Linked DNA regions of Mus musculus: region 1 is linked to region 2. A link is a loop called in an ENCODE intact Hi-C map of the cell type or tissue named here. Cell type or tissue: gastrocnemius. All regions are shown on one strand. Each heading gives the region's core, and the rest is flanking DNA. Links, peaks and the distances in the headings are about the cores only. Region 1 holds the start of A430048G15Rik (a long non-coding RNA gene). Region 2 holds the start of Bmp2 (bone morphogenetic protein 2).

Region 1 (15,175 bases), core at 5,515-10,514, 110 kb after region 2:
AACTGGGAGCTTGTTGTGGAGGTAGGACGAATGGTTGGTGAGTAACAAATGGAGATGAATAAGAACAGGGCAAGCCCTGCAGGAGGAAATGAAAGAAGCCTGTTTGAGAGGAAACAAACTAATGGAAGAGGAACTAATGGAAGAAAATATTATCTACTGTTATACAGTAGATTGGGCACTGCCGAGATTTAGGAAACCCAGGGGAGACCGCAGCTTGCAGGTTTGGGAAGACCCACATTCATCAGGAGGGTGGCTGTGGATGGGCTGCTTCTGTGACAAGAAGCCCACCCAACTCACCTGAAAAGAAAGGAGGAGAATTAAAGCAGCTCCTCCATTGTTAACTGCTTCTCCATCCCTGCCGTTCTTGGTGAGGTGCCAGCCTTTGTGCCATTTCCCACTGTGGTCTTCCTCCGCTGAAAAGAAAAGGATGCCGAATCTTTGATATTTGGGAATACAATTTCTCACATCTGAGTTAAATTGAATATTTATAACTGATACATAAAACATTAAAATACTATTTTGTTCTTCAAATCTAAACTCTGAAAATCATGAAATAAAGTTGGGCAGGGTGGAGTATTCCTGAAATCCCAGAAGTGGGAAGGCTGAAGCAGGAAAGTCACTACTTCAAGGACAGTGTTGAAAGAGAGAGGAGAATGGAAGGAAGGACAGGGACAGTGGCAGAAGGGATGGCAGGTTGAGGAGGAAGGGGGAGAAAATTGAGTTGAGTGCCCCAAAATCTTAATGTTTTGGCAAATCCATATGTGACATGTTTCAGAAGATGACAAGTTTTCCTGGCGTATGGGACCATGACACAGCATGACCATACCCACTCTCAAGCTGTCACCATGTGGACAGGTCTTCTGCCACTGTATACACAATGGTGCATCATGATGACCTTGAACTTTCTGCCAGTGGACTTCATAAACTGCAAGTCAGAAGCTCTGATCTGACCAAAGCTGGACCTAGATACTACACAGCATGAATTCGTTGCAATGTTACTCATTTTCTCACACACACTTGGCAAGTGATTTCTTTTTAAAGAAATACAGGTGTCCTTTTGCCAGTCGCCCTTCCTGAGGATAACTCTGAGCAGCGTGTCCCATTGTAACATGGACCAGGCACTCTAAAAGCACACAGAGGGAACAATAATTTGCGCAGCTCATGCATCTTTTACAATCTCCTCCACTTCTCTTCTTTGTTACAGAGAGAAGGTAGGCAGGCAGGCAGAGAATAGAAGGTGGTTCTTGTTATTTTTCAAAACCAGTTCATCTTTTCTGATGAGTCACATCCCTGTGTCTGAGCCAAGTTCTTCCATGTCCCCACTTGGCTTCAGGAACCTGGGTGTGACTCATGGGTCATGATCCTGAAGACAGAGCCTTATATTTCTCCAAAAACAATTTGGGCCCCTCCACCCGTGATGCAACACTACAACTCCATATAAACCAGTGGGAGCCTTTATGGGTTGACTAATATGTTAACACCCTGTGATCCAGAAGTGGAGTTGCTTAAGCTTTTTTTTTTTTTTTTTTTCTAGGCTGGGTCGTATAAACTATGTCTCAGACAGTGATTCTAAGATCTTCCAAGATGCGGCAGCAGGGCACAAACAGATGATTGTCAGGCAAGGATTTCTGCAAATCGTACCTATTTGGACCTGTAAAGAGATCTGTTACTATACACTGACTCTCAGTGTTATGCCATCTTTCTTGTATTATTATAAAGACTAGGCCTAGTTCCCAGGATAGAAACTAGAAATCATAATGTCTGAGTCTAGTCTCATACCTTGTGAACAAAATGTCACTTAGCCACAGTCAGAGGGAATGAAATCCTGACTTACATTGCCTTCCTAGCATTGTTGTGCAGGCTCCAAGAACTACATTTTTTTCTTCTCATCGAGTGCTCACTGGGTCAGATAATCTCATTCAGCTTTTGCAGACAAATAAAAAAGAGAAACAAGCAAAACAATTATCAAAAATCTAAGCGAATATATATATATTCGCTTATATATATAAGCTTTTACAACTAGATATGTTTCTAAAACTAAACCAAAGTAGTAAATGTATATGAACTGCAATTAGTTGCTACTTGGAGTACAAATTTAGTAAGTGTGCCAGGTCAGAGAGGAAAGCGGATTGATTAGTGACATCTGCCAAAGGCTCAAAATCAGGAAGTACTGGCTTTAATGGCCTGTTTGCCAGTTACCTCTGCTGCCTAAGCCAGAATATTGAGGAGCATTTCACGGTACATAAAAGGGATACAGTCATAAGGTAATATGTCTCTGGCATGTCCCCTCTGCCCTAAGCATTCTCTACCTCTCCTTTGTCAAGACAACTTTATCACTGAAAATCAGAGGAGCTGACCAGCACAGACCTCCATACACTCGCTCTCCTTACTTCCTCACTGAGCGCCTGTCAGTGGCTTTGAAACACTTCAGATTAGGAATCTTCCCCCACATGCTCCACTATGTTCATAGCAGCCTTATTTATAATAGCCAGAAGCTGGAAAGAACCCAGATGCCCCTCAACAGAGGAATGGATACAGAAAATGTGGTACATCTACACAATGGAGTACTACTCAGCTATTAAAAAGAATGAATTTATGAAATTCCTAGCCAAATGGATGGACCTGGAGGGCATCATCCTGAGTGAGGTAACACATTCACAAAGGAACTCACACAATATGTACTCACTGATAAGTGGATATTAGCCCAAAACCTAGGATACCCAAGATATAAGATACAATTTCCTAAACACATGAAACTCAAGAAAAATGAAGACTGAAGTGTGGACACTATACCCCTCCTTAGAAGTGGGAACAAAACACCCTTGGAAGGAGTTACAGAGACAAAGTTTGGAGCTGAGATGAAAGGATGGACCATGTAGAGACTGCCTTATCCAGGGATCCACCCCATAATCAGCATCCAAACGCTGACACCATTGCATACACTAGCAAGATTTTATCGAAAGGACCCAGATGTAGCTGTCTCTTGTGAGACTATGCCGGGGCCTAGCAAACACAGAAGTGGATGCCCACAGTCAGCTAATGGATGGATCACAGGGCTCCCAATGGAGGAGCTAGAGAAAGTACCCAAGGAGCTAAAGGGATCTGCAACCCTATAGGTGGATCAACATTATGAACTAACCAGTACCCCGGAGCTCTTGACTCTAGCTGCATATGTATCAAACGATGGCCTAGTCGGCCATCACTGGAAAGAGAGGCCCATTGGACACACAAACTTTATATGCCCCAGAACAGGGGAACGCCAGGGCCAAAAAGGGGGAGTGGGCGGGTAGGGGAGTGGGGGTGGGTGGGTATGGGGAACTTTTGGTATAGCATTGGAAATGTAAATGAGCTAAATACCTAATAATAAATGGAAAGAAAAAAATTAAAAAAAAACATACATGATAAAAAAAAAAAAAAAAAAAGGAATCTTCCCCCAGCGCAGGTTGTATTTTAGTTGCTCATGAAATGCCTTAACCTCAAAAGTAGCGAAACTGAAAAAAGAGACAAAACTAAAACAATCCCAGAATTCTTTCCCCTTTTGTACTGGCTTGGTACTAGATTTCTAAGTCACCAAAAAAAGAGACTTAGAAATGTTCTTCTTCCTTCCTTCCTTCCTTCCTTCCTTCCTTCCTTCCTTCCTTCCTTCCTTCCTTCCTTTCTTTCTCCCTTTCTTTCTTTCTTTCTTTCTTTCTTTCTTTCTTTCTTTCTTTCTTTCTTTCTTTCTTTCTTTCTTTCTCCCTTCCTTTCTTCCTTTCTTTCTTTCTTTCTTTCTTTCTTTCTTTCTTTCTTTCTTTCTTCTTTTCTTTCTTCCTTCTTCTCTCTCTCTCTCTCTCTCTCTCTCTCTCTCTCTCCCCCTCCCTCCCTCCCTCTTTCAGCATGTGTAAGTTTTATATAACAGTAGGGTTCATCATGAAAGTGTTATGCAGGCATATAATGTATTTTGATTACCACTTTCTCCCATTCCCCAGGGTAAAAAGAAGTCTCAGTATTGAGCAAAGTATTTACCAAGAAGGTTCATAGCTGAAGACTCTGAGAAAGAGTCTTCTTCAGTGATCTTTCAACAGAAACCAGTACTTCCCACTGTCTGAAATCCCATTTCCTTGCTTGGGCCACTTTTGGAGTCTCACTGCCTGCCACAAGACACAGCTAGTGGTAGGAGGTGCCATCATAACCTGATCTCTCATGCTCTCGGTTTTCCTTGAGAGGAAGATCTCTAGCTCTTTTTGGGACTCATAGATACCTTCAAACTAAGTCAACACAATCCCCATTCTCAAAGCCCACTGAGGGAGGGGTTAATTATTCTGTAAGGCCCTTTACAGGCTGTACTGAGATTAACCCTTGCCTGGATAGTAGACGGGAATGTCTTGGGATTCTGTACACAATTTACAATCCCTATTCTACTTGAGGACCTAATCAGTACAAGCATCCTCTGACTCTCTTGAAATTCTTAGAAAATGTCATTTACAGTTCTCACCAGCTTTGCCTAACCTAAAACCATTCTCCCTGTCCAGGTATCTTACTAATTATTATATGCCATATGGACCATTTGTGTCCAAGTACTGCTCAGTACCTCCCCTTCAACTGTGCCTGTCACTTTTAGTGTCCCTCCCCTCAGAGCCTTCTTCTTAGGATACCCTTCTGGAAAAAAAAACGGATCTAACATCCTCGAAGCATCAAAACCACCCTGGAATGAAACACTGATACTCCTGTGCTCTAAACAATTGCCAAGGGGAGGAAAGACTAATTCTGTCCATGGTTTCAAAGGTTTCAGTCAGTCAAAGCAGGGATTCTGTGGTGAAGCATTTTACATCATGGGAGACAGACAGACAGACAGACAGACAGACAGAAAGGAAGGAAGAAAGAAAGAAAGAGAAAAAAAAAGAAAAAAAGGAACAAATTAGGAGTTCCCAAAAAGCACACCCTCTTTGGTCCACTTCCTCCAACCAGGCCCCACCTTCCACCATTCCACTACCTCTCAACAGTCCACTCACACACTGAGCATATAAATGAATTAAGCCATTCATTAAGTCAGACTGTCATTAGCCTATTGTCTCTGGAAACATCCTCACAGACACGCCCAGAGATGTGCTTTCTCAATCTCTTAGGAATCCCTCAGTCTAATCAAGCTGCAACCAAAGGTAACATCATAAAACACTATCAACTGTGATACAGGCATCAGCCCTTGGGAGTCAGCACAGAGGTGTCCGGTTACTGTGGGTCAGTCAGATCCTCACTTACCATCCACGGCGGGTCCGTTCTTTTGGGAATGAATCCTTTTCAACCAGTCCTCACTAGCTGGGCAAGGTTTTTCTTTTCTTTTTAGACCAAGTAGTCAGAAGCCCATGGATAATGCATATGTCTGTATTTAACAAGTATATATATATATATATATATATATATATATATATATATATATATGAATGACTATAGGCTAAAAACTCAGCTTTATTCACATGAAGCCCACTGCACATCGTAAAGTACATGCAAGTGATTTCTATTATCAGTATTGTCACTATATTATCAGTATAATATCTCAGTGAACCCATATGGGAAAACATGTGCTTCAACCAAAGAAAAAAGTCTGTCTTTCATACTGCCACAGAAAATAAATTCTTGGACTGGAAAATATGAGGCACATACTTGAGATTCCATTTGTTTCCCTCAAGCCCTTCTTCATTCAAGAAAACTGCCAATTCTAGAATATTTCTCTTACTTGAAACTGCGCTTTTAATAGCTCTGTCAAGCGCTCAGCGTAAGTTAAACACCTCACTGTGTGCTCAAGCTTAAAACAATAAGATTAAAAGAAATGCACATGGGAAGAAATGGTACCCGACGCAGGAAATGTTATACCCAAATATTTTTAAAAATCAGATGGCAAAAGACCTGAGTTAATGGCGTAAATGTAATTTTATATCTACCCGATAACTCCTGGATGTCAGGCCATTAAGAACATGGCAAAAAGACCTCCCTGGAGAAATGGACACAGAAACGTTCTCCCAAAAGGCAAGAAACATCTAATCTGCAAGTTTTGTCACAGCTCTTATAATTTTAAACGGTGAAAATGTTAGCACTCAGTTTTTAAAATTGCTGAACATTTTAGATATTTACCCTCTGCATCATGCTGTAGCACTGTTCATTCAGCAATGCACTGTGAAAGGCCTGTGATGTCTACAAGAGCAAATCATGTGTTTTTGTACACTGTTACATTATAGCTCCATTGAGAGTGAAGGCTTTGTGAGGAGACAAATTCAAAGCTGTAAGATGGACACCCACTGAATTCCCTGTCCCTTTCTATAATAAGCACATCCACATAACCTCATCTGGGAAAAAGAGCCTTACTTATTAACTTATTCGGACATGGAAAATGTTCATCTGAGGTTTGCTGGAAGGTCCACATTACCTAGCCAAAGAGGGAAGTGGCTTGGAGTTTGGACCTGTTAAACTCAGGACCCAGACCCACAGGAGAAGTAGTATTGTCCATAACAACAAGCACAAAGTTCTTTACAATGAAGATAGATTTCCATCTCTCATCGTTCTTACCCACAAGCAAAACACTTCCTGCCAGTAATCATGACAACCCTTTTTAATGTAAATACAAACTATTCTGTTACTACCTACAGAGTTTGCTAGGCCTATGACATGCAGGAGTGATCTCCAACCAGGAAAGGAGATGAATCTAGCGCTAGAAGTCAGGCAGATATCCATCTGCAAAGGCTATAGGAGGAGAGGGGAGGGAAGGGGAGGGGAGAACAGCCTTATTTTCTCTCGGGCCAGGAGGAGTTTTCTAACAAGACTGAGAGGTGTCTGTCTCCACTGTGCATGTAGCCTGTAGCCCTGGCCCTTCCCAACAATGCATGGATAGGGGAATCCAGGGCCTAGTGCAACGCCTGCATAGTTGTGGACAAAGTTTCTTTCCCCCATATGTTTACAGAATTCCAAAAGCACAGAAATAGTTGCTGGACTCTAAGCAGTTTTGTAAAATGACCCTAGCTCGGACTGTTTTCATGCTTCCCTAGGGACTCTGGTGAAATCTAAATAAGTGGAAAGGTTCAGCTATTTTGGAAATTTCTTTGTGCCAAATAATCGTCTGTAGATCGAATGCAGCCGAGAAAGTAAAATGTCGATATTTTCACAGTCACATAAATCAAAATGGCTGAAATGTTTAAAAACAAGCAAAAAAGCACCCTGAGGCTGAAACCAATTATGGAAATTCTTAGCCGAAAGGGATCATTCATTAGCTCGTTTATAACAAGGAGCACAGCGAAGCAAATGAAAATCAGTGTCTGTGATGGAGCTACCGTGAGCGAGCGCGGTGATGCTTCCTATTTATAAACATGATCAAAACAAGGGCTGTGGAGAGCGGGGAGGGAGGATGAGGTGGGGCTGGTCCTAGAATCCTCCCTCTGATGCAGAACTGCATTAGTCTGATTTAGGAGACTGCCTGCACAGCTGAAAAATAGTGGAGGCTACCATTCCTCCTGCAATTCTATTCTCTGACTCCAACCGCTCTAAAGTGATTTGGTTTTTATTAACCCATTCACAGAGGCACTAGAGCAAAGCTTTCCTCACAGGCTTGGTTCCATTCAGTTCCATTTTCCAGAGAGCTTCTCAAACTTCACTTTCGCAAGGCAGCCTCTGTGACCACAGACTTCCCACAAAGTCGAGATAAATGTATATCTGATAGCCTCTAATTACTTTCTGTCTTTCCGTGGACCAGACTCTCCAAAGCGCAGCAGTGATTGCTATCACGCTCACCGAGAGCGCTCCAGCGCCCCGCAGCCTAGCCTTAGCGGGGACCAAGTGAATAGCTTGCTTAAGAAAATAGTGAAGCACTCTTGGGAAATCATTGAAAATGACAGAATAACAGTCTACCCTTGACAAGATACCCAGGAGTGCTGGTGCCTTGATGGGTGTGGCTTCTCATTGCTTCTTGGTTTTCCCTCAGGGTCATACACATGGCTGCCACAACCTTAAGTACACACATACTTACAGCTGAGCTTAAAGCTAGTTTAAAAAAACGGGGGCGGGGGGGGGGGGGAGGAATCGCATCTCCAGCACTATTCTGTTACTAGAGAAGAAAGTCTTTTCTTGGGACTCTTCTTTGCAGCCTTGCCCTTACCTCTCAGAAGCCAGGGTATGGTCATGTGTTTTGACCTGTCTCCAAGAAAAACTGAGTAAGTCTCTAGTGTTTTGTCCTATCTGTAATAAGGGATTACCATAAGGCTCTACAGGCAAGGGACGAGCAGTGGCCTATAGAGACTTAATGCCCCAGGGAAGGGGGATGCCCAGGGAGGGGAGGAAGAGAGCCATCTCAGAGGCAAAAGGAAGGGGGAATGGGGTGAAGAACTCTGGGAGGGGGGACCAGGAGGGGGGCAACAATTGGAATGCAAATAAATAAAATAATTAATTAAAAAATTAATAAAACGAATAGATGCAAATAAAAGTAATCTTAGTCTCCAAGAACGTCATTCTTCTTGTCCTTCTTCCTAAACTACAGCCACAGACCCTCTGCTTGCAGGGACCTTTCATGCAGCTCTCTGGCCAAAGTACGATCAGTCCCCAAGAATATATGGGCAAACACGAACAGAGGTGCACTTATTTGCTTGTGCAGATATTGGGCATGATGGCGCTCCTCTGGGAAGTTTGGACTAGCTGCTTTACCTGTGAAGACTTGACATTGGTCAAAGGAAGTGCAAATGTTTGAAAGAATGGAAAGGAACAATAAAAAGAAAGTCCATGAATTCTTTTCTATTCCTGTGACCAAATACCTGAGAAAATAGAAAACTAAACAAAGAGACAAACATTTTGGCTCACTGAGGGGATAGAACTCGTCATGCAGGAGCAAGGTGATGGCTCTGGGGCTGTGTCAGCTGCTTGTCACATGGCATCAAGCAGGAAGCAGAGAGAAGGGGAGGCTGGAGGCAGGGCCTGGACTATAACCCCAAAGACCCATACCCACGGATGCATTCCCTGCTGCCAAGTCCTGCTTTGTCCCTACAGGTTTCACATCCATTCCAAACAGCACCACCAGGTGGGCACCAAGTGTTCAAACATAGGAGCCTGTGGAGGGCATTTCACATCCAAAGCAAAATAGGAAGATAAATGATGCTTCTTTATGGACAAAGGCCATTTTCATCAAAAGACTTGTTTTCAAAAACTACAAATACTTTCCTTTGTGAAGATATTAACTAAGGCTCTTTGAGGTAAAATGTCAAAATGTTGACTTTTGAAATGTTATTTTGTCTCCTGAAGGTGATTTTAACATCATACATATCTCTTTTCTTAGCAAGGGTCTATTTCATTTTTCATTATGTACACTGTGTGTAGGGGAGAGGCAGGCATTGTTCACATGAGTGCAGTTGACTATGGAGGCCAAAAGAGAGCATCAGGTTCTCTTAAAGCAGGAGTTACAGGTTATTGTGAGCTGTCTGCCTACATAGGTGCTGGAAACTGAACTCAGGCCCTTCACAAGTGTAGTATATGAGCTTAACCACCGAGTCATGGCTCCAGCCCAACTTTTACCACCTTCAAGAAATAAAGTTGCTGTTATCCATCAGCCAACCTGAAACAGGGTGAATGGTAGGCAAAATGAGCAAGTATTCGTTTACAAATACAGAGCTGTTATAATGTATGCAGTGAAAACCTTCACCATTTGAGCACTGTAGACTTCCACCACACAATAGGAAGACAGCACATACTCCTTAGAGCAATAGTGTCAACGGCATAATTCTATTTTATGACTTTAAAAATAAGATGTTATTGTATGAAGTATTAAAGTACAGTATATTTAATGTTTTAAAAATAACAAAAAAAAACCTCACAGGAGCATTGCATGAAGGAATTATAATAAGGTTTACTTTTATTTAGGACCTCTGGGAAATCTTTGGAGACAGAGTAAGATAAAGCAACCTAACTATTAGAATCCTACTAAGTGACAATGACAGACCAACTATGCTTAGAACACATCTGAAATTGGTAGTCAGATTCAGAATGCTTCAGAGAGATGAGTTCACGGAGTTGGTAACAGAAGTGCATAGAGCCGAGAGCCCCGCAAAGGTGTGAAACACAGCACACACCCACCCTAGGCACTGGGTGTTTACCTACACAAGTAAAGATTCTCCTCCATTATAAAAGCCACACTTTGCACAGCATAAATACAAAACAGTGTTTTGCTTAGCTTCAATGAAGAATGAAATTGTCTCACTTTTAGGAAAGTCAATATAACTGGAAATCATTATTCTAAAGAAGCCAGACCCAGAACAACAAATACTATGTATTTATCTCCCATGCAGAATATAGATTGAAAAAAGAAAATATATACGGAATTCAAGCAGGAGAGATACTATTTAAGAGAAGGCCAAGGGGAAGAAAGTTTGGAGGATGATTGACATGTATGAAAATGTCACCAAGATGCATTACTCTGTACGCTAACTAAAATCTATAATGTGGATAAATAAAAACAAAAGTCTTAACTTGATCCTAGATTTCCCTCTAGCCACCATGCTCTCTCCTTCCATTGGTTTATCATTTGTTTTTAGCTTGTGTGTAAAGCACTTAGAATCACTTCACATCTCTCTCACCCATGACCTGTGTCTTTGCCACAACAGCCAATGTCATTTGATACTGCTGACCACTCACCCCCTGCTCAGCTCCCTAACATCCCTCAGCCTGGCTTTCTCAGTCCTATGGATGGGTGGTTTCAGGTTCCTTCCATTACTCTCAGAATGCTTCTAGTCTAGTGTCTGGCCTGGGTCTTAGTCCCTTCGCATCATACCTGTCCATCTTGACCTTCCAGAAGCTGCCTCACTGTTGCCTTCCTCCCTGATCACCAGAGTTACTGTACCTAGTTTGTTCACGTGCCGAGTGTTTGAGTCACTGATCGTTTCCCCCTTACCCAAAGTAGTCTCCCACTGTTGGCCTTAGTTTTCTTTCTAAATACCATGTCTGGAAGGTATTCCCTTTTAAGCGGTGTCCCAGGTGTCCAAGTGTCCCAGGCCACTCTGATACATGTACAACAATCTTAAAATCACTTCACGTAGCTTTCTTGGTAGTAGGCTGAGTAGATTCTTGTAGGCTCTTTAAGATGAACAGAGCCTCTGTCTTTCTTCCTATATACAGAAAGAGGCACACACTCTTCACCCGGGAAGAAGAGTTAAAAGACTGATTCGATAAATGAAGATGTAAATAGAAGCGATAATCAATTGCTAATCACTGCTTACATCTTCCTATCATGTTACAGTAAGTAATAATATTTAATGAGGATTTTTGTTTAATAATACAAAGCAACAAAGAAAGCCAGGTTTGACGGTTCCTTAATCACTTTGACACAGCCAAATAACTTCTTAAGAGATATGTTTATCGTATTATTTTGTATGTAGGATTGTTTTACGCACTTGCGTGCGTGCGTGCGTGTGTGCGTGTGTGTGTGTGTGTGTGTGTGTGTGTGTGTGTGTGTGTGTGTGTACAGGCATCATTTGTGTGCCTGAGGTCTGAAGAGAAAATCTGCTACCCTGGGACTAGAGTTACTTCTTGTGGGCTACTACCACATAGAGGTTGGGTATCCAACTCAGGAGCTCTGCAAAAACCATTAGTGTTCCTAGATGTTGAGCTAATTCTTCAGCCCCAACACAGAGAAATTTAAAAAAAAAAACAATACCCCAAATCTTATATCAGTTTCTTGCAACCACAGTAGATTAGTTTCACCTGATGATTTATTTATTCCGAGAACACTGACTTGGAGTTGCATAGCTACAGTTTCCATCTGCATGGATCCAAGAGAGCAGTAGATGGAGCGATGGGGATGAGCGTGACACTTCGAAACACAAAGCACATGCGCATACTCTAGTTCTAGGATGCTCTCTGAATACCCAAAGAATGAAGGTGCCCTGTGAGCATCTCAAATGCTCCTCTCATCTCCATAACTGGAAGCATAGACTTAGACATGTCCTACAAAATACAGAAGAATGGTGTAATCGTCCAACACATGCTGTGGGTTTGGGAGGAGGAGACTATTAGCATGTGGGCCCCATATTTAGAGATAATTATTCTAGAGTAGTGGTTCTTCACCCTGATGAAGTCACCAGGAGAGAAATACTTCTGGGCAGCAGTATCTCTGAAACCTTATCCTAATTTATCGAGATAAGTGGGGTTGAGATGGTAACATTTTAAAGATGATTTTACCATGTAGCTAGGGGAGAGAACCATTGATCAAGGTAGGAAGTCCGATCATTATAAAAAGGAACCAGGCCAGATCTTCCAAAGTCCAAGAAAGGAAACCCCCATTCTAACCTTTTCCTGAACAACACCCCAACTTAGATACTTTTGAAGGACAGCCTTGCCTCCAGCTCGGGAGGACTTATCTGATCTCCACTTCTAGCGTCTCTACACATTTAAACCCTCCTGCTGATGAAAGCGTGAACTGGGCTCGGTTTAATAACGGGGTTTTCCCATTGGCTGTGTTCCCAGTCAGAATCCCCACCCTTCTCTAAGCTCCTCCCCTTCTTCAGACTGTCTATCTAGGACAGTTTAAAATCTTCTTTCCTGCCAGTAATCTATCCAATTACATCACAGGGCTACCATACCTAGTCTTATAAAAATAAGTTTAAGAGAGAGTTCTTCTTGAACCAGAAAGGAGAGCACTGACACGCCCCATGGCCTAGTTTGGGAAGGAACCTTTATCTGCATAACAGTGGCTTCCAAATGAGTATCCCCACCCCCTTGCTGAGCCTTCCATTTTGGCTGAGCAGGTACTCATCAGGAAACCAAACCTCGTCCTCCCAGATGGCAAAGGCAGTGCTTTCGAAGTAGGCCAAAGAATCTGGAGCTTGTCTAACCAGAAATTCTTACCCACTCCCAAAAAAATGCATATCCTGTTCATCCGAACGATAATTAGCACCTGCTTCCACCACTGAGCTCCTGTGGGATTTGGCAAGGCGTTCTGGCGGTGCAGTTTCTCTCGCCGGTCTCAGGCTCTGCTGCCTCATGAACCCGGTTAGTCACATGGCATGCCACCTAATCTAGACAGGGTGTTGCTGGACTTCAGTGGGACTGCCCCAACAAAATCATTAGGAACTCGTAGAGACATGAAGACAGAACACACGGAGAGAGGCACTCCAGGTCCTTTGGCTGCTCCAGACTCAGACACCCTCAAGATGGATTCCAGCAATGCTGGGTTATTGAAACTCAGAGAAAGGCCAGAAATGACCTAAGCCAAATGCTGTTAATACTTGAGGACTCACTGCCTGTTTCAAATTTATAGAAAGCAAGAGACCTTCCTCCCAGAGCACTGTGAGGACACAGCTTTTCGTATACCTTCAGGAGACTAGATCAAGAACTAACTGGCTCCCTGAACACGAATCCTGATACACACACTCCCCTTGGCTCACACATACTTACTCTATTTATATGGTCCAGGGAAGCCTGAGAGTCTCTAAAGAATGTAGATTCTTAATTCTAGTCCCAGGAGATTCCTCCAAGACCAGTGATTTCTGGTCCTTCCTTAGATACTTAGGAATTGACCTGATACTTTCCGGGGCCATTGATCTTCATACAAGGCCTGCTGGGTGTCATCTGCCTTCCTGCCTTCTGTCTACAAGCCATCTTTTATATATATATATATATATAATTATAAATATATAATATATATATAATTATATATATATATAATGGTAAATCATTTTCTCTTGACTGTGTAGCCTAGAAATAATGACTGGATCTATCAAAAATATTCCCAAGCATAGAAACAAGTGGGTGGAGAGCCTTAAGAGAACCATGTCTTCACCAGAGCGACACCTGGTGGAGAATTGCATTAAATTCGACCCAAACGAAGGCAACACCAGTTAAAAAGGAATATTTACTCTTTCCTCTATTTTTGAAATCAGGAAAGCAATTTTATCTAGATTTTTTTTGACACAAATATTCTCTTAAACATCACCAGATAAAATGTGATTCAAAGGTAAAGTGATTACTTGGAAAAAAACTCAAGTTTTTATTTCCTAGTTCTTCATACAAAATGTCCTCTAATTCTCTCGTATAGCCACAGAACACTCTCACAGCAATTACATGTTTCCAGTGAACTCAACTGCAGCTGCATTTGGCAGATAAGAAGAGCTTGTGTTAGTGGGGTTAGTGCAGCAAGCAATGGAATCCTGCTTCTATCTAGAGGCTGGAGAATCCCAGGGGACATAGTTTAATTGCTCTCCTCTGGGCAGAGATAGCTGGAGGCAGTGACTTTCTGTTGCTAGATGACTTTAACACTTCACTCAAACTTCCTGTCTTGAGTTCCTCTCCTTAAATAGGGAAGATTCATCTTCTCTGAAAGGCTCCTGTTGAGAAGCAACTGAATAATTGGTTTAGTTTTGTGACCCTTTTGCCCAATAGTATGATACAGGCTTTTGCTGGTAGAATTGTCATGGTTCCTAAAAGAGCTGAAATAATCTCTACATATTTCCAAAGGCATCAGTTGTTGTCTAGTCTAAACTACACACAGCAAGCAATCTGCTGGCCAGGCTTGCTCTACAAACTTGATAGATTTACTTATTTATTTATTCATTTATTTATATATTATACATTTCGGTGGGAATGACTTGGTGGTCACACTATAACTCCACTGATTTTAACATGATATATAAAGTTAGCATAATATTGAGATTTAGAGAAACCAAATATTAGCGACAAGGAGACTCAAGTTTGAACGGCTCGTGCACGTGTGGTGATTAGGGGGAAACTGGTAGGAACTGGTTCTTTCCTGCCATCTTATACACTCCTGGGATCCAACTTAGGTAGTCACGTTTGGTAGATGGTAGTACCTTTCAACAAACCATCTGGTCTCGCAAGCCCAAAGAAAGTGTTTCATGATTTTTGTTTCCTATGTAATTAGTTTGCTGGATTATTGAACCCATAGTTTCATGCATGCTGGGCAAGCACTATACCACTAAACTGTATCCCTAGTACTTTAATTCAGGTTTCATTTCTTATTAATCATTTTAATAGGGCTGATAACTTTAAAACACTGGGTGCCATGTCTCACACTCATCTGAAAGAACCAAACTTGCAAAACCCCACCTCCAGTGGCCATCAGTCTCACCTCCCTTATCTGGAAAGCCCAGGCCAAGCCCATCTCTCTGTGTGGTCAGACTTATCTCCCCCAACAACATCTGGACCTAAGGACATCTTG
Region 2 (15,175 bases), core at 3,859-8,858:
TAAGCCCAGAATCACCTGGGGGTGGAAGGTGGGGGTGAACACCCCAGAATCTCCCTGCTTTCAGTAGGCAAACCTTGAGGAGCAGAATGTGGTCTAAGCTTTGCTCCCAGAAAGCCCTAGACACCAGTTTGAAAGAGATGGATTTCCAGTGCCCTTCATAACCATTGGCTGCCTCAAGACAGATCCATCTCGCGCTCTGTGACCTGCTTGTGGGACTTTTTCCTATTATCACCCAGACTTCTCAAGGTTTGAGTCAGTCATCCCTTACTGGAGATGGGGTTGGGCTATCATTTCAGAGCCTAGATTTCTACTTAAAATTTATCCCCTCAGCAAGGCAAAGCAAAACTTTAAAAAGGGAAATTCTCTCCCAGCTCCCCACTGTTCTATAAATTGCAGCTCACTGACAGACAACTCTGAATTCTTCTAGAACTTGAAGGAACTGATGTTCTATGGAGAATACATTAAGTCAAAAGCACATTGAAAGTGGCACACACAGAATTGAGCTAGGTCATGATTTTTTACTAACTGCTTTCAGAACATCGGTGCAAGAGACTTCAATAGGCCTCTACAGCCTTTCTAATCCAGGAAATTTCAGCTGAAATAAACAACATTATTCTATCTTGGGAAATCATATTCATATATTTGTTTAAAAACCCCATTGCCTTGCCTAGGAAGGTAGCAGGCAGTGGGAGAAAAGGCTTTTATCTGAAGGCTTGCGCTGTCTCCACTTGGAGATTTAAGATTTAAGCAAAGAATCGAAGGTCATTGTGGAAACAATATGACGAATTGTGGAATTGATCTCCCACGGGGATTAGATAGGGATTCAGAAATCTTTCAAACTAGGCCCAGATGAACAGTAAATTTGAATGCTTTGAGGCCCTGGATTTGATTTGCTAATACTATCTCCGAACATTCTGCCCTTGGCTCTGCCTAGCTTAAAACTACAGCGTGAACACAAGTCACAGATCTGAGCTTCCAAGCAGATTTAAGGAGCTCCAACTCTCTACCTTCTGTGGAAATCTCGCATGCTGTGCTGACTAGGGGCTAGTCAGTCTCTCACCCTCTTCCCCATCACTCGATTTCCCTCCAGTTCTAGGGGGAGGAGCCTGTCTTTTGGCTACTTGCCAGGAAAGGGTGAGGACTCACCAGCGGGGAATCCCTGGCTGGGGCCACAGAGGGGACCGTACAGAAGCCGAAAGGCCTTCTACTGTGCTAGTGGAGGCCCGGGCTGCCCGCCTAGTCTCCGCCCGCCCGCCGTCCCCGCCCCGCCACCCGCCGCCCGCTCACCTTCGTGATGGAAGCTGCGCACGGTGTTGGCGCGGCTGGCTGCCCTCTCCAGCCGGTGGTCTGGGGCGGGCGCTCCTGGCTGGCCTGAGTGCCTGCGGTACAGATCTAGCATATAGGGGGGCACCACGACGTCCTTGCTGGGGGTGGGTCTCTGCTTCAGGCCAAACATGCTGAGCAGCCTCAACTCAAATTCGCTGAGGACGTCTTCCGAAGGCCGGGACAAGGGTCGGCTGGATGCCGCGGCGAACTTCTTGCGGCCCAGCTCTGGAATGAGGCCGGCCGCGCCGCCCAGGAGGACCTGGGGAAGCAGCAACACTAGAAGACAGCGGGTCCCGGCCACCATGGTCGACCTGCGGACAGGGCCGACGTGAGTCACCCACGTTCCCCGCCCAGTCCTCCGCCCGCCCCCGCGGCCTCGGCTCCCATAGAGCTCGCTGGCCTTCTCCAGGATGCCCTCCTGGCATGTCATATTCGCGGGCTACAGCCTGGATGATCAAGAGGATGGAGGACCCCCAAGTCCCAGCCGGACTTCTTACTTGGGGCTTGGTCTTAACTCCCAATTAAAAAGAGCATTGACCGTCTGTACCCTTTTCTTGTGACACTAGCTGGGAATGCGGGTGTCAGGAAGCTGGGAAGCCATAGGTTGGTCGGACACTGCATCCCTGACAAACTTATACAGTGCAGCGCTCATGTGCATATTAACAGACACAAATGCACAAGTGACTTCCTTAGAGGCGCTGTATACAATTTCCTGGTAGTTGAGCATATCAAACTTGTAGATTCAGTAAGCGCTAAACTCAAGATTACTGCTAATGACGCCACTTGCAAGTTGTGGCCTACGCCCCTAACTATTTAAGGTTGACCCACAGGCAACCCTGTCCCCCTTCCCCAGACTCCTGTGCAGTCAAGAAATCCATGCACCTTCCTGCAATTAACTAAATAGATAGTGTTTATGAATGCACGTGTAAGCTATGACACATTCGCATAGTCAGTAAACACACATGGAGAACCCCAACTTTTAGTATCTTCCTAAATGGGACCTACTTCTTAAGGATAGCCAAGGATCTCTAAGGCTTGGAGTACTTACTGGTCAGCAATGAACTAGTAAAATCTACTGGCCATACTCTTTAAATGGATTTCTGCATTTTTTTTTTTGAAAGCCCAAAACAGCCCTTATAATGTATCGAAAACTTGGGGAGGAGGAACCGGCTGGAGGAAGGTCGCAGGCCAGTGGGCAAGGCAGAGGGATCTGGGGTTTGGAATGCCTAACCCCTCTAGGGATCCGCTGCACGTGCACCGGGTGAGGGTATGTTTACGTCCACTCCACTCCACCAGTCCTCCCAGGCGCCCTGCGCCGTTGGGCGGGAAGCGGTGTCACCCGCCAGCCAACCCCGGGTCCCCGGCCCGTGTCCTCTACCTTTAGGAGACCGCAGTCCGTCTAAGAAGCACTAGGGGGCACGTCCATTGAGAGAGTCTCCACATGGAAAAAGCTCTGTCCGAGGGACCTGGAGCAGCAACTGGGCTTCTGTTGCTTTTCTTCGCCTCCTCCTCCTTCTCCGGGTGTTCTCCCTGTAGGGAACTGTGTCTTGGGGTGGGCCCAGCGGGCTGAGGAAGAGAGGTGATCGGGCTGGAGGCGGCAAGACTGGATCCGCCGGGCGAGGACACCGGCGCGAAGTGGGGAGCCCAAGTCACTCTCCCGGCAAGTTCAAGAAGTCTCCAGCCAAGTGCTGACACACAGCCTCGAGCAGGGGGAGGAGTGCGGGGCCGGGACGGGAAGGGAAGGCTGAGGCAAGGCTGCTGCTGTCGTCGGCCTCAGGGACCAGCGCTGGCGGGGCGCGGGGCTGGCTCCGGGACTCGCCGGGCGAGGGACGGACGTTCTGCGTTAGCTGGGCCGCGACCCATGGCTCGGGGCAGCCATCGTGGGCGATGCCGTGTCCGGGCAAGGGCGCAGCGAAGATCTGGGTGGCGGGCGGGCCGCCACTCTGCATCCCTCAGCCTGACTCTGGCGCACCCCCATCAGCGCTCGCCAGCAGAGCCCGCACGGCTGCGGCGCCCCGGCGTCCTGGGGCTCATTCTCGAGACAGTCCAGCCGCGCGTCTCGGGTTGCCAAACCGGGTGACCTCGCGCTCCGAGCCCTCGGGCCAAGTGTCTTTTGTGGCAGCCTGGGGTCCACTCACTCTTCCGCCCGCTCGCCTTGGGCGCTCACTCCTGGGTCAGAGTGGCCCCGCATTGAGGGTAAGACTGTGCTCCGGACTCCCGGTTCTTAGCGTCGGTCCGCGACTCTAGCTTCTCCCGGACAGCCGAGGCCACAGCGCCAGGCGCGCACAGTCTGGAGTTCCAACCCGTGTCGTGCCAGTCCCTCGAAGCCGCGGGTGACCCTCGCGTCTTTCGCCGGGAGGGCGTCCGGTGCCTGGTGTCGCCTGGGGAGGCTACGTCCGGGGCTGCCAATCCCGGGCGGGCTGTGGGAAGCGCAGCGGCGGCGGGCGCAGTGCGAGCAGGGCTCTGCGCGGCAGGGCGAGGACTCCGGCGGCGACGACGGAGGCGCCGTGGCGCGGCGCTCGCGGCTTTTAAAGGAGACGCCGCCTGCCGGCTCCCTCCCGGCCGTGGCCGAACACCTCCCCCTCGGAGGCGCAGCGCGCCGGGGATCCCCGGGCGGGCGGGAGCGGCGCGCAGGGGTGTGGACGGCGCGCCCTACGGGGCGGCCGCGGTGGAGCGGGGCGGGGCGAGCGCGCGGCCGCTAAGGGGTCGCGTCCCGGATGAGTGTGAAGCCGACCCCCGGGACCTGGATCCGCGCCCACAGCTGCGGGAGACTAGGGCAAATCCAGAGTCCACTGGCCTCTGAGTTCCCTCATTGGGCCAATATTCAACTTGAGTTTGAAGTTTTTAGGTAAGAGCACATTAAAAAGAAGAACAGAACTTACAAGTTATTAGACATTTTGGCAAAAATGTGAGCAAACGCTTCTGTTTTGAATGGTGAGAAGAAAATGTCGAGAAATAGCCGATACACATCTGAGTGCATTATTACATTTTATAAATATTCATACATTTATATTCAAATAAATGAATCTAATAAAAAGATGCATATATTTTATATGTATTTATTTATGTAAATTATAAAAATACGGGTACAGGTTTCTGAACATAGATACACACTTGTAAAGTGGACATCCCTTCTAGTGATGTGTGTGTGTGTGTGTGTGTGTGTGTGTGTGTGTCCATGTGAGGGGACAATGAGAGTTAATAGAAATTCTCTTTATAGAAGCGATCACTTCGATACTTGTGATATTTATCTTCCCTTCCACACCCACCTACTCCAGAGTCAGGTAACAAGACAATTCCGGTTTGAGACCTTTGAATTTTCTGCCTGGTCCTCTCTCTCCACTGGGTCTCCAGCAGTAAGGCTCTGGCTGTGGCCAAGCCAGTTTTCTTCCTCAGCTGGAAATGTCCCCAAAGCTGCTGAGCCAGGATTCTTTTTTGAAATCTTTCCATTTCTCCCTACATTCAGGAGCCTTCATAGTACCACCACTGGCTACCCACAGGACCCCCAAAACTATGGGCTGAGCATTCCTGTAGAAGACCAGAGTGAATAACGTTACGTTGTGAACCAGATCTTTCCAGTTTGCAAAGCAAAGACCGAGAAAGACCAGAAGCAGGGGCTTTAATGATTTTTTTACCCACGTGTGCTAGCTTTTCAGTCGGGGAGCTAAAATAACTCTAGGTTCGTTCACCTAAATCGGATTAGCAACCCACAGAGGGAAATTAGGCCCTGGCTGTTTCTAGAGCTGTAGAGGTCAAATAAGGTATTTTTGAAGGAAGGCTGTCTACAAGGGAAATTAAAGGAGAGGAAGGGATAGATCCAGCAATTTGCGATCAGCTACTGTATTCCTTTTTAAAACGTGTTGCAGAAGTTGTCACTCTGAATCATGAGACACCAAACAAGGCGGCAATAAAACACTCCACTCAGACGTGTAAGTGTGTAAGTCAAAAGGGCTGATCGCCTCTGAAGCCATTTCCTTCCCTATCAAGTTTAATTGAGAAGTTAACCATTGCTTCTGTCATCGCGGAGGCGGAAGGAGCAAAGCAAGAAACTCCGAACCTATATGAGATTTAAATGAGAAAGTTGCCTTTAATGAGGAAGAGAAAGCTGACAGCTGTTGGACCAACCCCAAGAAAAGATGAAAATGAAACCTTTGGTGATGACATCAACAATGCCTTGCAGCTTTGGGCCTCTGGAACACCAGAAGAGAGAGTTTGGCCGTTTAGGATATCCTTAGTAATCAAGTCTCTGAGGTAAAATGGATGCCTCTGGACAGTTACTCCACCTTGGTGGTGCCTGCTGGCTTCTTTTTTGTAGCCCAGAGAGGTGCTGCTAAAAAGCCTTTCCCAGGAACTTTCCTCAAGTTTGGCCCAATTTCTCTGAAGAGCACTCGACTGTTGTTTTTTTAGAGATGGCTGCCCTCTTGTGGTGGAAATGAGTGTAAACGCATGGGACCTAGAAGTGAATCCAGTTTAAATGAATTCTCTGTTCTTTGGAATACAGTGTAGATGGTCATGTTCAGTCCATTTTTCATGCAATTGAAATTGTAGAGAAGAAACAAATACAGAGACTTATTGCTTTTTACACTCTATGCTGGTGGCCTCCTCCCACCCACAACAAATAATGTGTGGTTACTTAATACTTTGAGGGGGTACTATCTGTCTTCTCTGAAAATGTACAGTGCTTGCGGACTTGCTCGATCTTACCATTAACAAAGTTTTTCTCAGTATCTGCCAGTTCAGAAGGCGAGAGTAGCTCTGGAGTAGCTCTGAATTTATCCTATTTAGCGTCTCTGTTAACAAATATGTAAGGGGTTTCCAGTGGCCAGGCAGTCCTGGGGCAAGCTAAGGTGAGAATTACAAGTCTGATCTTTGTAAGAAGGTCCAGACACAATGTATCAGAACACAGTCTACTGGTTAGGACTCTACATAAAGGAGGCTGCTGCTATTCTATTCTAGTCCGTTTTTTGCCAGGTTTTCAGGAGATATCGGAAATCCTCATTTGTGTGTGGACATGACCTGGGATGAAATTAAGTACTTAAAGAGTCATACTTTGGCAACTTTTCCTTGAGCAGTTCAGCCCAGATAATGTTTAATTTTATTGCATCCTGCAGCTATTAGCATTCAGCATTGTTCCTACTAGGTGGACCATTATGCAAATTCACATGAAAATAATGATCCCCATGTATTGTAAAGGTCACAGCAGGCGTGACATGATCCATCTACCTTGTAATTGTCATTCCATTGTAACCTGTGGCAACTCCCCTGAGAAACCTCTTAGCCTGTGCATCATTTGCTGCTGATGCGACACCCAACCCTGGCTCTCCTCACTCCTGATTCTTTCCTAGGGACCAGAAGCTACAGCCGAGAGTAGCATTTGCTCTACCTAGGGCTCACCTAGTCAGTGTTGGATTAGCCACAGTAAGAATGATGGGTGGAGTGATTTGTAGGCCAAACTAGGCCAGGTTGGCCAAGTCACATTGTTTTAGACAGCCATCAAATCTTGTTTAATTACCATATAGCAATATACTTGCATATGTGACCAATGATATTAAAATGTTTTGCTATTGTATTAGGTTGGAAGAGGGAAAGGGGGTAGTTACAATCTCTTAAGATAAAAGAAGTAATGTTTTTTAAAAAGGAGTCAACCTCAGTATTAATGTTTTTACAAGGTAGCTATGGAGTCAGAGTTTTCACCCAAAGCCTCTGTATTGAAAAACCCCTCCCATCTAAGTGTTATAGGTATACTTTTGGAGATGTGACTGGATCATAGGGACCAGTGTATTTATCTATTGACAAATTTCAATTTGGAAAGCTTTATGGGCAGTGACATAAGTGTTAGGGAATGGGGACAGGTTGATGGAAGTAGTCACTGGAGACAGGCTTTCAAAGTTTCTGCCTGTCTCTTCCTGGGGTCCAGCCTGTCACTTCCTGGTTTTTATCCTATTGTCTCTTCCTGGTTTTCATCCTGTTTCCCTGTCCTGGGTTCCTTCCTGTTGCTCTCTTGCTTCCTGACCACCATAAAGCAAGAGGCCTTCTCTCCCATGTGTCTCTCCTCCATGTTCTTCCTCACTGCAGGTCCAAAGAAAATAAATGGAGCCATACACCGTAGACTGAAACTCCTGAAAACATGAGGCAAAAGAAATATTTCTTCTTCTCAAACTGTTTTAGGTATTTGTTTCATTGTTTCAGAACTAAAAGCAAAAGCAAACAACAACAACAATAAAAGCAAACTGACTAATACTACCCAGTCTATAAATCTTTACTGAGGATCTATGAACTTCACAACACTATGTTACTTGGATCCGGTGCATAAAGACACATAAGCTCTGCACATCCTTTATTTAGGAGCCTGTGGAAGAAGTATGATATGTTCAGAGGTAAAGAAATATAAAGCATAAGACATATGACAAGGACACTTCAGGAGAGCAAAGAGTTGCTGAGGGACTAATGGGAAGCAATGTGAAATTAGTAAGCTTATAGCAAGGACAGGGTTGCAGATTGGATGTGAACTCTCCCCTGAGGGCTCCCTATCTGGTGGTGTTATTCCAGGAGGTGGTATTATAAGAACATAAGAGGTAGAGCCTTGATGGAGCAAGTAGGTCACTAGGGCAGTGGGTCTTAAGCTTTTACATCCAGATTCCCAACTGATCTGTGTTCCCTGCTCTGCTGAGATGTGGTCCTACCCATTTTGGTCCTCTACCAGCACAACTTCACTAAGACATACTGCCTTCTAGTGTGAGAGCCTTAAGTTGATTCTTGTCAGGTACTTCATCACAGCCATAAGTACCAGTGACAGCAGTGTTTCAGGGGACTAGTCAGGTGAATACAATGGCTGGGAGCTAGGGAGTGAGGTTCAGCAGGTGACTACATAACACCAGCAGCAAAAAAAATTTTCATCAGAACCATTAATTGTTAAATTTTAGATATAGTTTCCCATGTGTTATTTAATTCAATTTTTTACAAAAAAATTTCTTGGGGGGTTATTAGCTATATTTTATAGATGAGAACGTTGCTTAGAGAGTGAACACTTTCCCCAAGGTCTCACATCTAGCAAGCAGCTAAAATCTGTGTTTTTGTAATCGTGATGTTAATAGTCTCTCAATTCCATACAGTGGTAGCAAGCTGGAGTCAACACATCAGGTGAGTGAGCATGGACCGATGCACAAGACAGTTCCAGTTTGGAAGTGGAGTTGGAATACAAGTCAACCAACATTAGAAAGTATCCCAGTGGGAAACAGCAATGGTTCATACTAGAGGAGAAGTTGAAACAAGTTTAACAATGGAATAGTGTATATAGTTGTGTTCAGTGTGAAGGGAAATGGAAGAGGACAGTAACGTCCCTTGTCTCTGCCGGATCACAGGAGGGGCAATTACAGCTGAGGGACTGTCTGTCCTGGGCAGACGTGGAGTGCTGTAAGCAGAGTAAATAAGTCAATTCATCTCTCCTTTTCTTCTCAGCCTTTGTGACTATCTCCTATTGATATAACTTAACCACAAGGGCAACTATATTAGGCACCTACTGCTGTGTAACGAAAGATTGTAATCTTACTGGCTTAAGGCCCACTTATTATTTCACAGTTTCTGTAGGTCAGGCAGCCAAGCACAGGTTAATTGGTTCTCTCAAGATCTCACAAGGCTGCAATCAGTGTTGCCCAGGGCTGGCTGCAGTGTCATTTGACACCCAAGCTCTTGTTCCAAGTACCTGTGGTTGTTGGCAGGATTCACTTTCTTCCAGTTACAGAACTTATCCTTGATCACTTCTTTCCAAAGAGCCAGCAGAAGACTATCTTTTTTTAAAAGTTAGAATTACCTTTGAAAGTTTCACCTGATGATGTTAGGCCTGTTCAAGATAATCTACATTTTTGATTAACTCATCTTCAATTGACTACATGGGTGGGAGTTTCTTCATTATTGCCACATAATGCCACCCAACAATAAGAATAATACTCTGCCACATTCGCAGATACAGCTTACTCTCACGGGTAGGGGATTATGCAAAGTCTACATACCAAACACTCAGAATCCCGGCTCTAATCTGTAGAGTTAAACGATTCAGGTAAGGAGCAAGATAAAAGCTGTATCTAGAGAAAAAATAAAAAACACAAGACTATCAGACATGATATCTCTGCAAGAGAAGCAACATTAGGACCTATAGCTCTTGGATGATAGTCTGAGGAGTATGAATCAAGAGTAATTATTTGACCAGAGGAGTACCAGAGATAGAGATGCCTATTAGGAACATAAATCTAATGTTTGGTAATAGTCAGGAGAAGTAGAGAAACTATAGGTAAAGGACCAATGAGTATCTTTGGAAATTGTATGCACAGATGTTTTTATGGGTGTGTGCCTGTGTGCACATGCGTGCGCGCGTCCCCTCCCCCCCCCCACCGTGTGTGTGTGTGTGTGTGTGTGTGTGTGTGTGTGTGTGTGTGTGTGTATGTGTGTGTGTTTCGGGGGTGTGTGCCCACATGAAAGCTGTCATGTAGGTTGGCAGGGCAGGATGTGGCATGTAGATGGGCAGTAGAGATTTGTGAGAGAGAAGAATCTGCAATGCTTTCCAGGTGTTGGACTCCAGATGGAAAAAAAATGGCGCCCGATGAATGTAAGCTCACAGGAGACTCTAGTCTAAACAGACTCACAGGTCACTAGCCCCTAGCAAAAAGCTCAGGTTAGGGATCAGGCAATAGAACTTCAGATTCCTCAGACAGACCCTAACGGTCTGAAGAAGAATGGATTGTTGAGAAGAGATGAAGGTGTTCCTAAGAATGTATTCAGAGAAGGAAAACAGTGTCGATGGCTGTTTGTCTTAGAACGCGTATGATGCAGGTCTTTGGAAAGGCTAACATACTGTCCCAAATGATGTCCAGAACAGAGAGGGCCAGGGCATCCAGGGCCCAGCTCTTTGGTGATGATTCTAGATCATAGATCAGAAGGAAGTAGGAGGTCACATGGAGTGAGGGAAGTGAGCTGAGGATACTGAACACAGGAACAGGAAGCAGAGAATGAAGAACCTGCTGGAGGAGATTGGGGGACCTGGAAAACTAGGATGGGAATTTAACTGATAACTAGAAAAATGCAGTGCTTCAAGAGTGCCAGTTTTCAACTTAACTATAAATTTGATCAAATTCTTCTCCACATAATCCTTTAAAGAGATCTGGCAAAGACCCTATCTGCATTTCTTCAGTGTTATTGAAGACTAATCTTTACACTCAATGGCTTCTTTAAAATCAGCCCTTAGCCTGGCGTGGTGACACACGCCTTTAATCTCAGCACTCAGGAGGCAGAGGTAGGCAGATTTCTGAGTTTGAGGCCAGCCTGGTCTACAGAGTGAGTTCCAGGACAGCCAGGGCTATACTGAGAAACCCTGTCTCAAAAAACCAAATAAATAAATAAGTAGATAAATAAATAAATTAATTACATTAAATCAGCCCTGTAGTAGAAATCCATTATTGACAATAAATTTGCTTGAATGTAGAAACTAATGGTATTCTTCACTTTAACAATTCAAGTTTAAAATAACTTTCTGCCTGGCATATCATGTCACCTTCCCAGTCTTTCTATTCCTTAGTGAACAGAGCTATACAGGTGTGTGACTCTCGGCAATGAAGGTCTCATCTAGAGAGTGTTGCTGTGGCTTGCTTTTTCATTGAACCTTAACAGTGATTCTGACAAAGTCTATCACTTCCAACAGAGATGTCAGAGTATCCAGAAAGCCCATTATTAAATAGAATTAAAGCAGTGCCCTAGATCCTATGAAGACAAAGATTTTTTTTTAAGGAGATACCCTATACCTGGAAAATTCTTAGTTCTGATCCGCATTAAATATTATATATTTTCTAGGCCTTTGAACTGAGAGCTAATAAGTCAAATAAGCAAATGCATCTTTATTTTAGGAAACAAGATTGCATGTGGATCCTGTTCCCTTAACTGGGTTGCCTTGTAGGGCTCAGTGAGAGAAGATGCAGTGACGATCCTGCAGTGACTGATGTGTTTGTGTGGGCAAGGGGAGTGGATAGGATACCCAGGATAGTGCTCCCCCTTCCCAGAGGAGAATTGGAGGGGGAGGAGCTGTAAGAGAATGGGACTGGGAGGAGAAGAGGGACTGATGTTGGGATTCAAAGTGAATAAGTAAATAAATTAAAAACAAATAAATACATTTTAAATTTAGGAAATAAGATTTTGACTCAGTCTGAACTAGTCTTGAGAGACCCTCCAGTACACAAGACCTTCACCCCGGTGATTTCCCAAGGGTTCTCCTTGGAGACAATAAGAGTGAGTTGTTTCCAGTGGTAAGCATCTGACTTTTGATTCATGTTCGTTCATCTTTATTGCCATATTCTTATTGCCCTGTGGTCAGTTCTACTTCTATACAGGTTCTGGGCTCCCTCTGTTTCCATTTCCTTTTGTCAATAGGGAGACATAAATAGAGACACAGTTCCTTAAATGGATCCACGTTTTTGAGAATAAGATAGCATAAGCTAATAGGATAGAACAGGGCGTGAAAACAAGGGTGGTGCCAGCAACCCAGGCATCTGCTTACTCCATCTCCTAATATTCCTAGATCTCAGCTGATCCCTTGCTCTCTTGCTGTGAAACCCTGAGGAGTCACTGTCTTTGCCACTTAATTTGCACTATTGGTCAGTCAAATCAAGTGTGCTTGAGAGTCCTACCATTCACTTGTAAGTGTCTGACCTTTATGAACTTTTAAAAAGTATTATTCAATGCTGACTGTCTGAGGAGTCAAACTGCAGGAAAGTCTTAATTTTTCTTTTAGTTTATTTTTATTTACCACCTATAACAATTCTATAGTTTACCCTTTCATAGATATTTATTCAAAACAGAATCAAGAACATCTAAATAGGTCCCTTCTTTGACTATAAGCTGTCTAAGGTGAGCAACCTTTAAAGAAATCAGTCAAAATAATTATGTACTGAATTGACAGAGTATGTTCAAGCCATTGAATGACTTCTGAACACATTACAAAAACATATTCAGCTTATTTTACTTTAGGGGGATGTTGCTTTATTTGTTGATTGATTTTGCTTTGGTGTGTGTGTGTGTGTGTGTGTGTGTGTGTGTGTGTGTGTGTGTGTGTGTACATGCTTAGGTGGAGATGCCTGAGGAAGTCTTGGTTGGTTTCTCAGGAACCATTTTCCTTGTTTTCCCAGACCAGGTCTCTTACTAGAATCTGGGCTTGCTGAATTAGCTCAGCCAGCTGGCCAGTGAGCTGTCAGCATCTGTCTGGCTCTGCCTCCCCACTGCTGGAATTACTGTTTCGACTCTGCCAGCTTTTGACATGGCTACTGGGATGGAAAAGTGGATTCCTATGTTTGTGATACACAGTTACCACTATCTTCTAGTTCCCAACAGCCAGTTTATAAGTGAAACTTTGTTGATTTGCACAATGGTTATAAAGGTTCTTTATGAGTGATTGGCTCTATTATATTTACTTTTAATAAATAAACAAGCTGAATTTGCCTAAAGGGAAGAGGTGTAAGAAGCCAAGAAATAAAGCAAAGCCAAGTTATCAGAAGAGAACATGAATCTCCAAATAGTAAATGCTACTATTCTTACGACTCAGCACGTATGAACTGATACATTTCTAATGACTTAAAAATTGGGGAAATAAGTTTTTTCAGTATCAGGAAATCTTTGCCTATCAACCAAAGGGCCATGAGTCGGTTTTGTTGGAGAATTTCTAAGTGATTATTTGCTCTTCCCCAAAGTCAGCCTCATGGGAAATAGTACAGCTGCAAGCTCTGTCAGCGACACCTTTCATCACTGAAAATGGTTTGCACATCTGTGCAACTTCTACAATCCAGTGGACCCAAAAATGTCTCCCATGCCTGGCAAGTTACCCCTCAACTGCCAGGTATTTGTTTCTGTCCGCAGGATCATCATAGATTGGACAGACCAAGAATTCTACTCATCTTGGTTACTCATTAATTTAGTGAGAGAATTTTGCAAAGCTTTAAATTTCAGTTTAAAAACCTCTTCGACTCAACAGTAGCAGCCTAAGAAAATTACTTTGACCACTAAGTCTTGGTGGAAAAGTACCTTGGGGAATTAAAAAAAATTGCTGAGTGAGACATTTAAATGATCTTCTTCTCTAATTACTGTAGTCTTTGTTCCCAGAGAAAACAGAGTGGGGTATATACTACCTATGAACTTTTTGAGAAGTATCTTTCTTTTGAGGGGGAGAGCATTGCCTTGCTATGTAGCCCAGGTTGGCCCCAAATGTGCAGTTCTTCTGTGTTGGCCCTGAGTGGTAGAATTTCAGACATTTGTCACCAGAGCTAGTGAGAAATACAATATTTCACTTTATGGTGCTTGCTCTGCAATTGTGCAGAAAACCAGATGTAGCAGATGTGTCTACCCACCGCAGCCCCCACCACCCCGACCTTTCCAGTGTTTCCTTGTCTGCTAAGCTTTTCCCATTTCGCATAATTTGCTCTTCTCACGTGTATGCTGCTGGCCAAGCCCTCAACAAATGACCAGGGAGCATTAAAATAGCAATTCCACAGTAGCTGACCTCCAAAGCTCTCCCTGGCTTAAGGACACATCTGCATCCTTTGCAACCCACTCTCCCTCCCTTCCTCTCTTTCTTCCAACTTTCTTTGTGTCACTACCTCTAATGTACTTACATTTAAATTCTTGCCACCGAATCAGAAACACTGGCTGTTCAACACTATATCAAACAAGATAGTGTTTATCAAATTGCTTTCAATTTAAGGTTGAATTGCACATTGAAAATTGAAAATCATGGATATTTGAATGCTACTTGCTCTGTTTGGGTCATGTATCCATTCGCCCGACTCTCTCTTTCCAGGCGCTGCTAAGTTTCAAAGTGACAAAGTCAAACATGTCAATTTGACAAATCAACCAAAAAGAAGTTTATACATGGCCCAGAAACTGTGCCAAGAATAGAGTTACCACCTTCACCTGAAGGTCAGGGAAGCTTTCCTGGGAGGATGCAACCCTCGAATTAGATCATGAAAATTGAGCAGGTGTTTGGCAGACACACAGGGGTAGGGAAGGGAATTCCAGGCAGGAAGAACAGCAGGGGTAAAGGCAGAAAGGCATGAAACATCAAGAAGCATTAAAGAAATCATCTGCAATTAAGTGTGACTGGACAGAAGAGGGGAAGAGGGGAGAGAAGTGCCAGCATTTTGCTGGGCAAAGGAATTTGGTCTTTCCCCCATAGGATCAGCTTTTGCTCGTGAGAAAAAATCTTGAAGGTAGAAGTGGGCATGATGGCTTGGAGTAGGGCCAGATTACAAGCGAAGACAAATTAAAAGGTTGTAATTACTTAAGCACGAGATGGGGAGTTTGCACTCAGCAGCAGTGTAAGAGGGAAAGGCTAGAAGAAACTGAAAAGATAAAATTGGATGGACCTTAACACAGGGATGAAGAGCAAGTTGGAGCAACCTGGTACACAAAATGCAGGAGCACACCCTGCTAATAAACGTACAGACAAAATTCTTAGGAAGACTGCATTGTGTCCCCAAATCCAAACTCAATTTCCACAAGGGTCAATGACGAAGTTCTTATGGTTGTTCCTTCAAAGACATTCACAGCAGTAAATGTGTCTTCAAAGGGAAGCCAAGGCCTTTCACCAGGCAGGTTCCACCTTAGGGAGCCATTTGTGCTTAAATAATTCACTAACAAAAGACCCATAGACATGTATAAAATGCTAACAGCTGGACAATATTTGGTATGACCGGGGAATGGCAACAGTCAGAAGACCAATAAGGAAAACAAATATGATTAAACATTTTGAAAATTAATCTTAGCAATAGATTTGATTGAGTTTCCAGTGATTGAATTTTTGCTGACTTGGCATTGATTC

Evidence for each region. Peaks named below come from ENCODE experiments on the same cell type or tissue, not always from the same donor. Only the 100,000 strongest peaks of a DNase experiment are listed, where the experiment ranks them.
Region 1: it touches region 2 in a loop (2.6-fold over the local background); 5 of 42 quality-filtered maps call a loop at or near these places.

Annotation. Positions count from the first base shown.
Region 1 is chr2:133,429,877-133,445,051 of GRCm38, reverse strand. A430048G15Rik (a long non-coding RNA gene) reads right to left here and starts at 12,955. Exons shown (of 4, transcript XR_001783619.1): 1 at 12,847-12,955; 2 at 298-413. In gastrocnemius, for the core only: no CTCF peak of the experiment used is centred there; no DNase peak of the experiment used is centred there; H3K4me3 peaks cover 881 bases; H3K27ac peaks cover 1,831 bases.
Region 2 is chr2:133,540,881-133,556,055 of GRCm38, reverse strand. It overlaps Bmp2 (bone morphogenetic protein 2), which reads right to left and starts at 3,897. Exons shown (of 3, transcript NM_007553.3): 1 at 2,705-3,897; 2 at 1,288-1,637. The coding sequence starts at 1,630. RefSeq lists promoters at 2,932-3,247, 3,737-3,935, 2,932-5,808 and a cis regulatory region at 4,909-4,919. In gastrocnemius, for the core only: CTCF peaks have their summits at 3,864 and 5,748 (motif pointing left); DNase peaks (open chromatin) are centred at 4,023 and 5,738; H3K4me3 peaks cover 829 bases; H3K27ac peaks cover 910 bases.